Linked DNA regions of Mus musculus: region 2 is linked to region 1. A link is a loop called in an ENCODE intact Hi-C map of the cell type or tissue named here. Cell type or tissue: heart. All regions are shown on one strand. Each heading gives the region's core, and the rest is flanking DNA. Links, peaks and the distances in the headings are about the cores only.

What was found. Hi-C counts contacts between places; a loop is a spot of excess contacts. Peaks named below come from ENCODE experiments on the same cell type or tissue, not always from the same donor. Only the 100,000 strongest peaks of a DNase experiment are listed, where the experiment ranks them.
Region 2: a loop joins it to region 1, with 2.4 times the contacts of the local background. A loop is called at or near these places in 2 of 42 quality-filtered maps.

What each region holds. Positions count from the first base shown.
Region 1 is chr9:40,114,505-40,119,882 of GRCm38, reverse strand. No RefSeq gene overlaps it. Among named protein-coding and RNA genes, the nearest start is that of Olfr985, 11 kb to the left of the region's middle. In heart, for the core only: no CTCF peak of the experiment used is centred there; a DNase peak (open chromatin) is centred at 2,742.
Region 2 is chr9:40,189,414-40,194,791 of GRCm38, reverse strand. Zfp202 (zinc finger protein 202) reads right to left here and starts at 2,476. Exons shown (of 7, transcript NM_030713.2): 1 at 2,355-2,476. In heart, for the core only: a CTCF peak has its summit at 2,129; a DNase peak (open chromatin) is centred at 2,471; H3K4me3 peaks cover 1,796 bases; H3K27ac peaks cover 1,505 bases.

The sequences.
Region 1 (5,378 bases), core at 287-5,286:
GAGTTGTTGATTCAGTGAAAAATGTAGGCAGGTCTATAACTGCTGTGTCTATACTGAACAGGCACACATTCTTTTCTTGCCGTTATTTCTTAAACTAATTAGAATAGCAACTACTTCATACATGGTCGACTTTGATTTAACTGATTATGGTAAAAGCCATCTAGAGATGTCTGACAGTATCCAGGAGTATATGCATATGATATATTAAAATAGTACATCATTTATATAAAGGCCTGGAGCATCCAATGCTTTTTGTATCTAATGGGTTCTGAAACCAAAGCTTTGTACATACAAAGAGACTACACCAACATACTAAAAATCCTAAACCACAGCTTTTAAAAATCCAGTTCAAGGGGCTAGAAAGATGGTTCACTGGTTAAGAGTACTGACTGCTCTTCCATAGCACCCAGGTTCGGTTCCCAAAATCCACATGATAGCTCACCCCCACTGTAACTCTAGTTCCAGGGCATCTGATGCTTATTTCTGGCCTCCATGGGCACCAGGCATACACATGGTGCACAGAGATACATGCAGGTAAAACTCCCATACCTATAAAGAATAAAAGCTGTAACACAATCCAGAAAACTTAGGATCTATTTATTTAAATAATATATCAAAATTCACTTCATTGAGATTGATTGCAGTACAAAATAGTGATAATTTCAGAATTTCCAGTATCTAATTTGAAATAAACCAGTGACTAAAAAAAATCCATATTTTAGTAATCTATTAATACAATCATCTTACCACAGCAAAGAAAAGAGTTGTATCATATATTATAATGAGAAGCACAAGACAAATGTACACTGCTCTCATCATTGCTATATAATGTTTATTTTGGGGTTAAAAGTTAATTTCAGACAAGTAAAACACACTGAAGTGTATTGTTTTTAAAGTAAATAATGCTAGATCATATTGGGAATAGAATTTATAGAACTTTTAATGCAATCAAATCAATATTACTGAGACAATAAAACAAACTCAAAGTGCTAAGAAAAAAGAAAGTTTGGAAATTTAATTTTTTTAATTACAAATATTTATTTATTTTTAGAAAAACATTTAGCTCTTCCAGAAACCAAATAAGACAAAACAAAACGAAGCAAACAACAACAACAAAACCCCCTCTCAGTTCTTGTTAGATAACTGGGAAATAAAAACCTAAAAGACAAAGTTGGGCAGACCTGGAAATTCCTTCCCACTGTGTAGCTTTCCTAGTCCTGGGAGGCGCTATGCCAGCTGCTGGGGGAGAAAGGTATCAAAAATATTATCCAGTGCTGGATCCTGAATGCTACAAATCTGATCCTTTTGGCAGGATGTATTCACTTGTGTAGTAATTGCATAGCTGTTTGGCGATAATTAACAGCTTTCTTTTTTTTTTTTAATTTTTATTAGATATTTTCTTCATTTACATTTCAAATGCTATCACTTTTCCTAGTTTCCTCTCCGAAAGTCCCCTATACCCTCCCCCTTCACCCCAACCTACCCATTCCTGCTTCCTGGCCCTGGCATTCCCCTGTACTGGGCCATATAATCTTCGCAAGACCAAGGGCCTCTCCTCCCATTGATGGCCTACTAGGCCATCCTCTGCTACATATGCTTCTAGAGACACAAGCTCTGGGGTTACTGGTTAGTTTATATTGTTCCTCCTACAGGGTTGAAGACCTCTTTAGTTCCTTGGGTACTTTCTCTAGTTCCCTCATTGGGGGACCTCTGTTCCATCCAATAGCTGACTGTGAGCATCCACTTCTGTACTTGCCAGGCACTGGCATAGCTTCACAAGAGAGAGCTATATCAGGGTCTTGTCAGCAAAATCTTTCTGACATATGCAATAGTGTCTGGGTTTAGTGGTTGTATATGGGATGGAGCCCTGGGTGGGGCAGTCTCTGGATGGTCCTTCCTTCCGTCTCAGCTCCGAACTTTGTCTCTATAACACCTTTCATGGGTATTTTGTTCCCCTAGTCCGCCATTAATGAATGGGAGGAGAGGCCCTTGGTCTTGCAAAGATCATATGTCCCAATACAGGAGAATGCCAGGGCCAGGAAGCAGGAGTGGGTGGGTTGGGGAGCAGGGCGTGGGGAGGATATAGGGGGCTTTGGGGATAGCATTTGAAATGTAAATGACGAAAATATCTAATAAAAAAATAATAAATACCGATGGAAGGAGTTACAGAGACAAAGTTCGGAGCTGAGACGGAAGGAAGGACCAGAGACTGCCCCACCCGGGGATCCATCCCATAAACAACCACCAAACCCAGACACTATTCCATATGTCAGAAAGGTTTTGCTGATAGGACCCTGATATAATCAACAGCTTTCTTATTTGATTTGTAGTTTGCTTCCTAAAGGGGAACTCTTTCTCGCTTTGGTAAACTTGGCAAAAAGCCTGAATAGCTTAGGAGCACATAGGTCCCAAGAGGGTAACCTTCCACTGTTGTTTTGCTACATGGACACGCTGCTGTCAAACTGCCTTCTAAATCTTTACGCTATACTAGTGGCTTAGTCTTGGCCCCAATCTTGGTTAGAGAAAGTTGTTTTTGCAGTAGACAGCGGTTAATGGACAGACTCACAACTGAACAAAGTGCTGAGACTGAGCGACTGTGGAGTGCTCGTCACTAACTGGGACATCTGTTGTCCTCCACTAAGGCTTAGGAAACATGATGGGAAGGTTCGCAGGAAGAATGTGAGAGCTGGAAGATGGGGAAGAGTGCCACAACCACGCCCACTGGAGGCCGTGGGCGAGGTCCGCGAAGGCAACACAGCTGCTTGACACAGTTCCGGGACAGCTGAGGGGATTGCTGCAACCGCTGTCCTTCTGTCTCTGACTTTGAGGTTTTGGTCCCTGTGTGTTGCATTCTTGAGGACTTCTGCTTTATGATTCATTTTGTGCCTTTTTTTTCTGAGAAAAATGCTGTCTGAGTCTTTTTAGGAAAATCCTAAAATTAACTTCATCCGGCCAGCATTTGGAAGTCTTCTTTATGCCCTGGGGATCATTAAGCTCAGTTAAGCACATAGCTAGATGAGGTCACTACTCCAGGAATCTTCTTGGGGTGTCTGCCCCTGAGCAAACTCACACAGTATAATTGGTGCAGGGTGAACAGATGATTTACAAACTCTGGCTGGCCAGGAGAATAGGTTACAGATTCAAGGTCTCTTTTATTATAGATTTAGAGCTCTCTGGAAATGTAGTTTAAAAATGGGGCAGGGGTTGTCTAACAATATACACCCCTGGAGGACTAGAACTCAGCAAATAAGATAGACTAAAATGAACTTTTCCTATTTTGTAGCATAGGCGACGAAACATATAGTAAAGGAGGCTAGATGTTAGCATTTCAGATATTTTCTGTTTGTGTGGAGTGCTTTCAATGTGCAAACACTGCCAGCTTACAGCAGGCTGTCATATAACAAATGTGTTTGCTTTGAAGGATACATTCTTTAGATTCTTTAAATTAGAGTTATAGGGCAGATAATAAGAATAAAATCTGTTTTGTTTGTAAACTCTAATTGTGACTGATATTATAACTGTGGACGTGTAATTTTTAAAAAAGCGCATTATCTGTGCCATTTGGAAAATCATTAATCTGTCTTTGTTCTGTGAAACTTGTATAAAGAAGCCCCCGGGGTTGCTAGTCATTCAGAGCTCCAAGATTCCCCTGACCAACTCCTTACCCCTTCCCTCCCTCCCTCTCTCCTTCCCTCCCTCCCTCCTTCCCTCCTTCCCTCCCTCCCTCCTTCCCTCCCTCCCTCCTTCCCTCCTTCCCTCCCTCCCTCCTTTCCCCCTTCCCTCCCTCCCTCCCTCCTCCCTTCCCTCCCTCCCTTTCTCCTTCCCTCCCTCCCTCCTTCCCTCCTTCCCTCCCTCCCTCCTTCCCTCCCTCCCTCCTTCCCTCCTTCCCTCCCTCCCTCCTTTCCACCTTCCCTCCCTCCCTCCCTCCCTCCCTCCCTCCCTCCCTCCCTCCCTCCCTCCCTCCTCTTGCCTATTCCTTATCTCCTCTGCAGGCTGTTCTGTTTGCAGAGCACAGTTAACCAAGGAAGCCCCTCCTCCACAGGACCCCCCCCCCCCCAGGAAGAGAGTGTTGTGAAATTCTTCTTGATATTTAAGACAGCCATTGAACTCAGCAGCTCACAGTAGCTTTGGTCTCAGGGTCAGTTTCCATCAGCTGCTGGACATAACCTCCAGAGGGCAGCCATGCTAGGCTCCTGTTTCCGAGTACAGCAGAATATCATTAACAGTGCCAGGAGTTGGCTCTCTCCCATGGGATGGGTCTCGTGTTGGGCCAGTCATTGGTTGGTCATTCCCTCAATCTCTACTCCATCTTTATCCCTGTGCATCTTGTAGGCAGGTCAAATTTGGGTTGAAGGTTTGGTGGATGGATTGGTGTCCATATCTCTCCACTGGAAGAACTGCCTGGTTACAGGGGTGGCCATTTCAGGTTTCACGTACCCTGTTGCTAGAAGTCTTAGCTAAGGTCACCCTCAGGGACTCCTGAGAGTTTCCCCTGGCCAGGCCTCAACTCATCCAAGAGATGTCCTCTGTGTGACTTCAGTTCTCATTCCTTCTCTCCTCTACCCATCTCATCCCTCCTGTTCTTGTCCCCAATCCTACACCACCGAATCTCCTCCCTCCAACCAGTCCAAATTTTAACCAGTCCAATATTTAACCTATTCCTCCTTCTCACTGAGATTCAAGAATTCTCTTTTGGGTCCTCCCTGTTACTTAAGCTTCTTTGTGGATTGTATCTTGGGTATTCTGAACTTTATGGCTAATATCCACTTATAAATGAGTATACCACATGTGTCTTTCTGGGCTTGGATTACTTCACTCAGGATGATATTTCTAGTTCCATCCATTTGCCTGCAAATTTCATTATGTCCTTGATTTTCATTGCTAAGTAATATTTCATTGTGTAAACATACCACATTTTCTTTGCCCATTCTTTGGTTGAGGGACATCTGGGTTGTTTCCAGTTTCTGTCTATTATGCAAATGAAAAGTAGAACTTTGGAAAAATAACTGAACATCATGTAAAATTTGATAACTTTTACTCATGGCAACAGTATGGTTAAAACACACAAACAACGTATATTATAATTAATATATAACAAGCTTTCTACTGATCTTTTTCTAATTCTGAGAGATGTTTCTAAGACACCAACATGCTTGAGAAAATTGCATGCAGCAGAAAATTCACATTTAACGTGTAATGAATTCCACCAGTTGTCTAGACGGCTTTAAAAATTCCCGACAAAAATAATGGTTCAAAAACCGTTGCAGTGTTCAAAGTGGAGTTAAATGGTAGAGCACCCACTGAGCATGTATGAGCACCTGGCTTCACCCATGGCAACTAAGAAAGGAAAGGCAGATAGAGGTGTGTTTGTTGGTTCC
Region 2 (5,378 bases), core at 197-5,196, 75 kb before region 1:
GAATCATTCTTCCAGGTAGTTTGCGGGGAAAGAAGCTCAATAAATACACGCCTCAACAGAAGTACCGTAATTAGTGGGTGCCAGCGCTCCTAGGTGATAAGTCCTTCATTCAGACAGCTGTAGGAATTGGGTATTAAACATTCTAAGTTCTTTGGGGAATTTATCAATCAAGTCTACCTTGCTTTACTGTTCAATAGAGACAGACTGCTTTAGTATCAATGGTGAGAAACTTTGAGGGGAGAAGTGCACAGATTTGATTCAGTTCATAAGCATACACTGAATATTATATCTCCTACTATTCCAAGTGCTGAGCAGAGCGGGGAAGAAGCCGTGACAAAGTTGATCAGGGAACAGCAGGAACTTTAGCACTATCAGGAATTCACATCGAAACCTAGAATAAGATCTGACCTGTGATCAGCAATGGGAAACTCTTTATCAAGGGAATCAAGAAAATCAAGGGAGCTGGTTGCAAGCCTTTACTCTCAGTACTCATGAGGCAGACGCAGGCGGGACCCTGTGAGTTCTAGGCCAGCCTAGTCTTTACAGTGAGTTCCAGGACAGCCAAAGCTATATATAGAGAGACACTGTCCTAAGACAAACAAGCAAGCAAGCAACCAAACCAAACCAGAAACAAACCCTCATCAGTATTTCATCTTAACATGCCACAAAAGATAATAGAGCATTTGGCTTTCTGTCTTAAAAGCATGTAATATCATAAATAACTCACACTCGAATGGTAAGATCACCCATCAAAGATTAGTCAACACTACTAGTATTTGCAAGTCTTTGTCCTCAAACCTCTGTAAGGCAGGTACCAAGAGGGAGGTCTGGCCAAAAATAGTGTTTCTCAAAATGGTCAATACAGAACACAGAGCACCACTTCAGTCTTACATGCGGATTCATGTATGATAAACTCCATACCCACTATCTGGGCAAAGGAAGTAAATTTGAGGTTTCATGCAGAAAAGCACAAACTTATCCAGCAACGCTGACATTCAGGCAGGAGAGGAAAATAAAACAGAAAGCCTAGGGTTGTTTTATGCCTGTGTTGAGTGGTATAGTCACCACACCTGTATATTCTGAAACGACAGGAGTCCCTCAATAGTGATGTAGGTCTTGCAGTGGCCTTGGAATGACTGTCTCCTGCAATTATACAGGTAGAATGCAAAGGGTGTGTACATAGGAGACAGGAGGAAAGGTCAGCAGCTGTCTTAGAAGAAAAATGTACTGCCTTCCTCCTAACCCTTTTATGTTAGGCAGCAATAGCAGAAAGTGACTCAAGATATTTGATGGCCTCCAAATATCCCACTGTCACTTGCTTCTCCTAGCAAGCTTCTCACAGCCATCCTGACACTTCATTGAAACTGTTTTCTGGATTAAGGTCCATGGGGCTGCTTCAAAGAAAAAGCTGCACAGAGAGATGCCTTGTGACTTCGTTGCCCCAAGCTTTCCCTACTGCCTTTCACCTGTAGACTATGGACAGAATAACCTGACAGCAAAACCCTAGATGTGGCACTCCTAACCACGACCAAGACGATAAGCTGGACCTAGAGATCTCCCTTTGGGGAGTTCTGCACAGAGAAAAGACAGCGCTATCCATGTGTAGAATACGAGACAGCCACAGCCCAGGGGAAAGTGTGTGAGAGGACCAGGTCGGCCATGGAATAAAAAACTAGCAAACTTTCAGTCCACTATGGAAAGTCCCGCAGATGGTGAGATGAGCTGGAGAAGAGGTCCCCGAGCTGGTTGTCAGGGGTAGGAAGAAAGAAGTTCAGACAGTGCAGACAGTAGCCTCTAGCTCTACAGGGAAGTTCTGAGCCTGTCACTAAGCCAGGTGAGAGCCACACGCTAGACGGCCAAGGACTGGCAAGGATCACAGGTGATAAGATCGCATGTGAAGGGGGCGGGGTTCGCTGGGAAGGAGGGAAGGCAAAACCTGCAGGGAGGGCTCTGGAGCAATGTGCGATGCAGAGTGAAAAGTCTGAAGAGAGGGGAAGGTGGGCGTCAAGGGGCCTAGGCTACACCCCACTGGCTTCTAGCGCACCGGAGCGGTTGGTATGGACGCAATCCGAGGGGCACAGTGCATGTCCGCAGGCCCCCAGAGGGGGCGGAAGGAGGTGGCTGGGCAGAGAAGCCTGGAGTGCCACCCTTGTCTCCGGACGTCCCGGCTCTGGCCGCGAGGAGGTGACATGGTTACAACGCCCAGGCCGCGGGGACCCCGCCGCCACCCCTTCCCTGGCAGGCGCTGTCCCCCGGCGCCGGGGGGGCGGGGTCTGCTGCCCCTCCCAATGCTCCTGCCCTTCCCTCCCCGCCCGCTGCGGTGCCCGCTCGCCGGCCAGGTCCCCGACACTCACGTCTCCCGCGGCTCCGGCGGCTCCTCCCCTGCCCGGTGCTCCCCCACCCACTCCCGGCCGAAAGAGCCGAGCGGGATCCGAGTCGCGCGGGGCCCAGCGGGTCGGAACACGTGGGTCCTCTGCGCCCGGAACCGGAAGCGACCACTCGCCCCACCTCCAAGGGGTGCTGGAGCCTGTCTAGGCTGTAGGAGGTTTGGTCCACTCGTTGTGTTCCTGTTGGTCGAAGCCTGGGGCTTCTCCAGTGAGACCCATGCCGGGAAGCATTCCCTGGACTGCTGCCCTCTATGGCCAGTCCCCTTTGCGGCAAACCCATCACCTTCCTAGGCGTGGTATTCATTGTCCACTTCCTACAGGGTTTTGTTTTCATCTTTCATGTTGGTTTTGGTATCTACATCTCCACAAGAGAATCCCCTCCTTCCCACGCAGTTTTCTTTTCCTTCAAGCATGGAAGAATAAAAAAAGAAAGGTTTAGATTTGAATGCTGGCTCCTTCATGCACAGCTGTTGCCGGGCCGCCAGAACATCTGCCTGTCAACTCTGTCCGTCTTGAAAAAACACAAACTGTTGGTCTTAGAACTAAAAACTGGAAGGTAGACTGAAGCTCAGTAAGGAAATGGTGGTGTTGTCTATTAACCTTTGTGTGCTATTTTGGTGCCTCTTTGCCACTGTCTTCCCTGATCTAAGTTGTTCATTTTTGTCTTTGTCCCTAACACTTCTATAGTCCATCTTGCCCTGAATGTCACATGGTGACATGTGCAAGTCTTCTCCTTTCAGCCATTTCTTGAAAACCGTTTCCGTTCATGGGACAAACTGCTCGAGACTGCTTAGCATACTTTGAACTGGACATGTTAATTGCTTTTGCTAGAGAGGCAGCTGTGTTCTGCAGAGGGTGTTACAACACCCTTGATCAAAGCTTTGTTGAAGCCCCAACTGGAAGACTGTTCTTCGGTCAAAGGAGTGGATGGAGTCTACCTCTAGCCTGGCTGAAGACCGAGCAATCGTGAGATTTAATCCAGTTGTGCCCAGCCAATCACCTGACCACCCCACCAGAATGCAAGTTCACTTAATACCGTGGTAAAAGACATGGGAGTTGGTGACGGTATCCCTTTAATGAGATAGATAATGTACTTTTTCAGAAACCTGATTCTGTTCAGTTCAGGCAGTCAGTGCCAGAATGGGCAGGTCTGTCTGCCCTTCTGAGTCCTGACTAAGGTATACTTTTCCCCTCCTCCTCCTCTTCCTCTTCCTGTTCCTCTTCCCCCTCCTCCTCCCCTTCGTTTTTTTTTTTTTTTTTTTTTTTTTTTTTTTTTTTTTAAATCTTTATCTGAGGACACTGGACAGAGCCAAAGTATGCTTTTTCTGTTACTTGGAGCCTTTCTATTATTTTCTGAAGTATCCCTCCCTCTGCTGCACTATGTGACTGCTTACAATGACAGGTTTGTTTTCTTCCTCTTGTCCATTTTCTTTTTCTAGGCAGGGGCTGAAACTGAAATTTAGTTTGCCTGCTCTGTTTTTTTTTTGTTTTTTGTTTTTTGTTTTTTGTTTTGTCTAATAAAATTGTCTTTGAGGTTTCTTCTTAGTGCATTTTAAAATTCTATCGTTAATGGGGCTAAGTACCCCGAGAAGGGTACTAAGTAATGAAGGTTTAGTATGAGAATTTGCTCCTCCAATTATGGAGGCTGAGATGATGGTGCAGGATCTGTGTGGACTGCAGAATGGAGAGCTGAGAAACTGGTGGCGACATCCAGCCCCAGAACAGGTAGGTGAAGGTGGGGTGTCGCTGCAAACCCGGCATCAGCAGGTTCCAGGATCAGGTTCTTGGTATATCAGGATGAAACAATGCCTTGCCTTAAAAGAGGGTATTTTGCTCTCTCCTGCCTTTCTCTTCTATTCAGCTCTCAACAGATTGACTGAGACCCACTGATTCAAGTGCTAATAACTTCCACACTCAAACACATGGCAAGGGTGTGTAAGGGACACAGATTTTTGTCCAGTTATCTGGGCATCCCTTGGCCTGGTGAAATAGACACAGACTTTTCCTGGATCAAGTTTGGTCCTTTGTTCTCTTCCTTTCATCACTGTTACTTTATTCTCTGTAGATTGTTAAAGATGACTCCATTTTCTTTTTTTTTCTTTCCATTTTTTATTAGGTATTTAGCTCATTTACATTTCCAATGCTATACCAAAAGTCCCCCATACCCACCCACCCCCACTCCCCTACCCGCCCACTCCCCCTTTTTGGCCCTGGCGTTCCCCTGTTCTGGGGCATATAAAGTTTGTGTGTCCAATGGGCCTCTCTTTCCAGTGATGGCCGACTAGGCCATCTTTTGATACATATGCAGCTAGAGTCAAGAGCTCCGGGGTACTGGTTAGTTCATAATGTTGATCCACCTATAGGGTTGCAGATCCCTTTAGCTCCTTGGGTACTTTCTCTAGCTCCTCCATTGGGAGCCCTGTGATCCATCCATTAGCTGACTGTGAGCATCCACTTCTGTGTTTGCTAGGCCCCGGCATAGTCTCTCAAGAGACAGCTACCTCTGGGTCCTTTCGATAAAATCTTGCTAGTGTATGCAATGGTGTCAGCGTTTGGATGCTGATTATGGGGTGGATCCCTGGATAAGGCAGTCTCTACATGGTCCATCCTTTCATCTCAGCTCCAAACTTTGTCTCTGTAACTCCTTCCAAGGGTGTTTTGTTCCCACTTTTAAGGAGGGGCATAGTGTCCACACTTCAGTCTTCATTTTTCTTGAGTTTCATGTGTTTAGGAAATTGTATCTTATATCTTGGGTATCCTAGGTTTTGGGCTAATATCCACATTTTCTTATCCAAGGCAATTTCCATTACTTTCTAGATAGCTTTGGGTAAAATCCATGGAATTATCAATTCCAATGTAGAGCTGCTTTTTTTTTTTTTTTTTTTTTTTTTAGTGAACATAAGGTATAGCAATTGAGATAATAACACTTTTCTCATACAGCCTGTTTCTGAGTGTATGTGTTCAATTTAATACCGAAAGGAATGTACAATA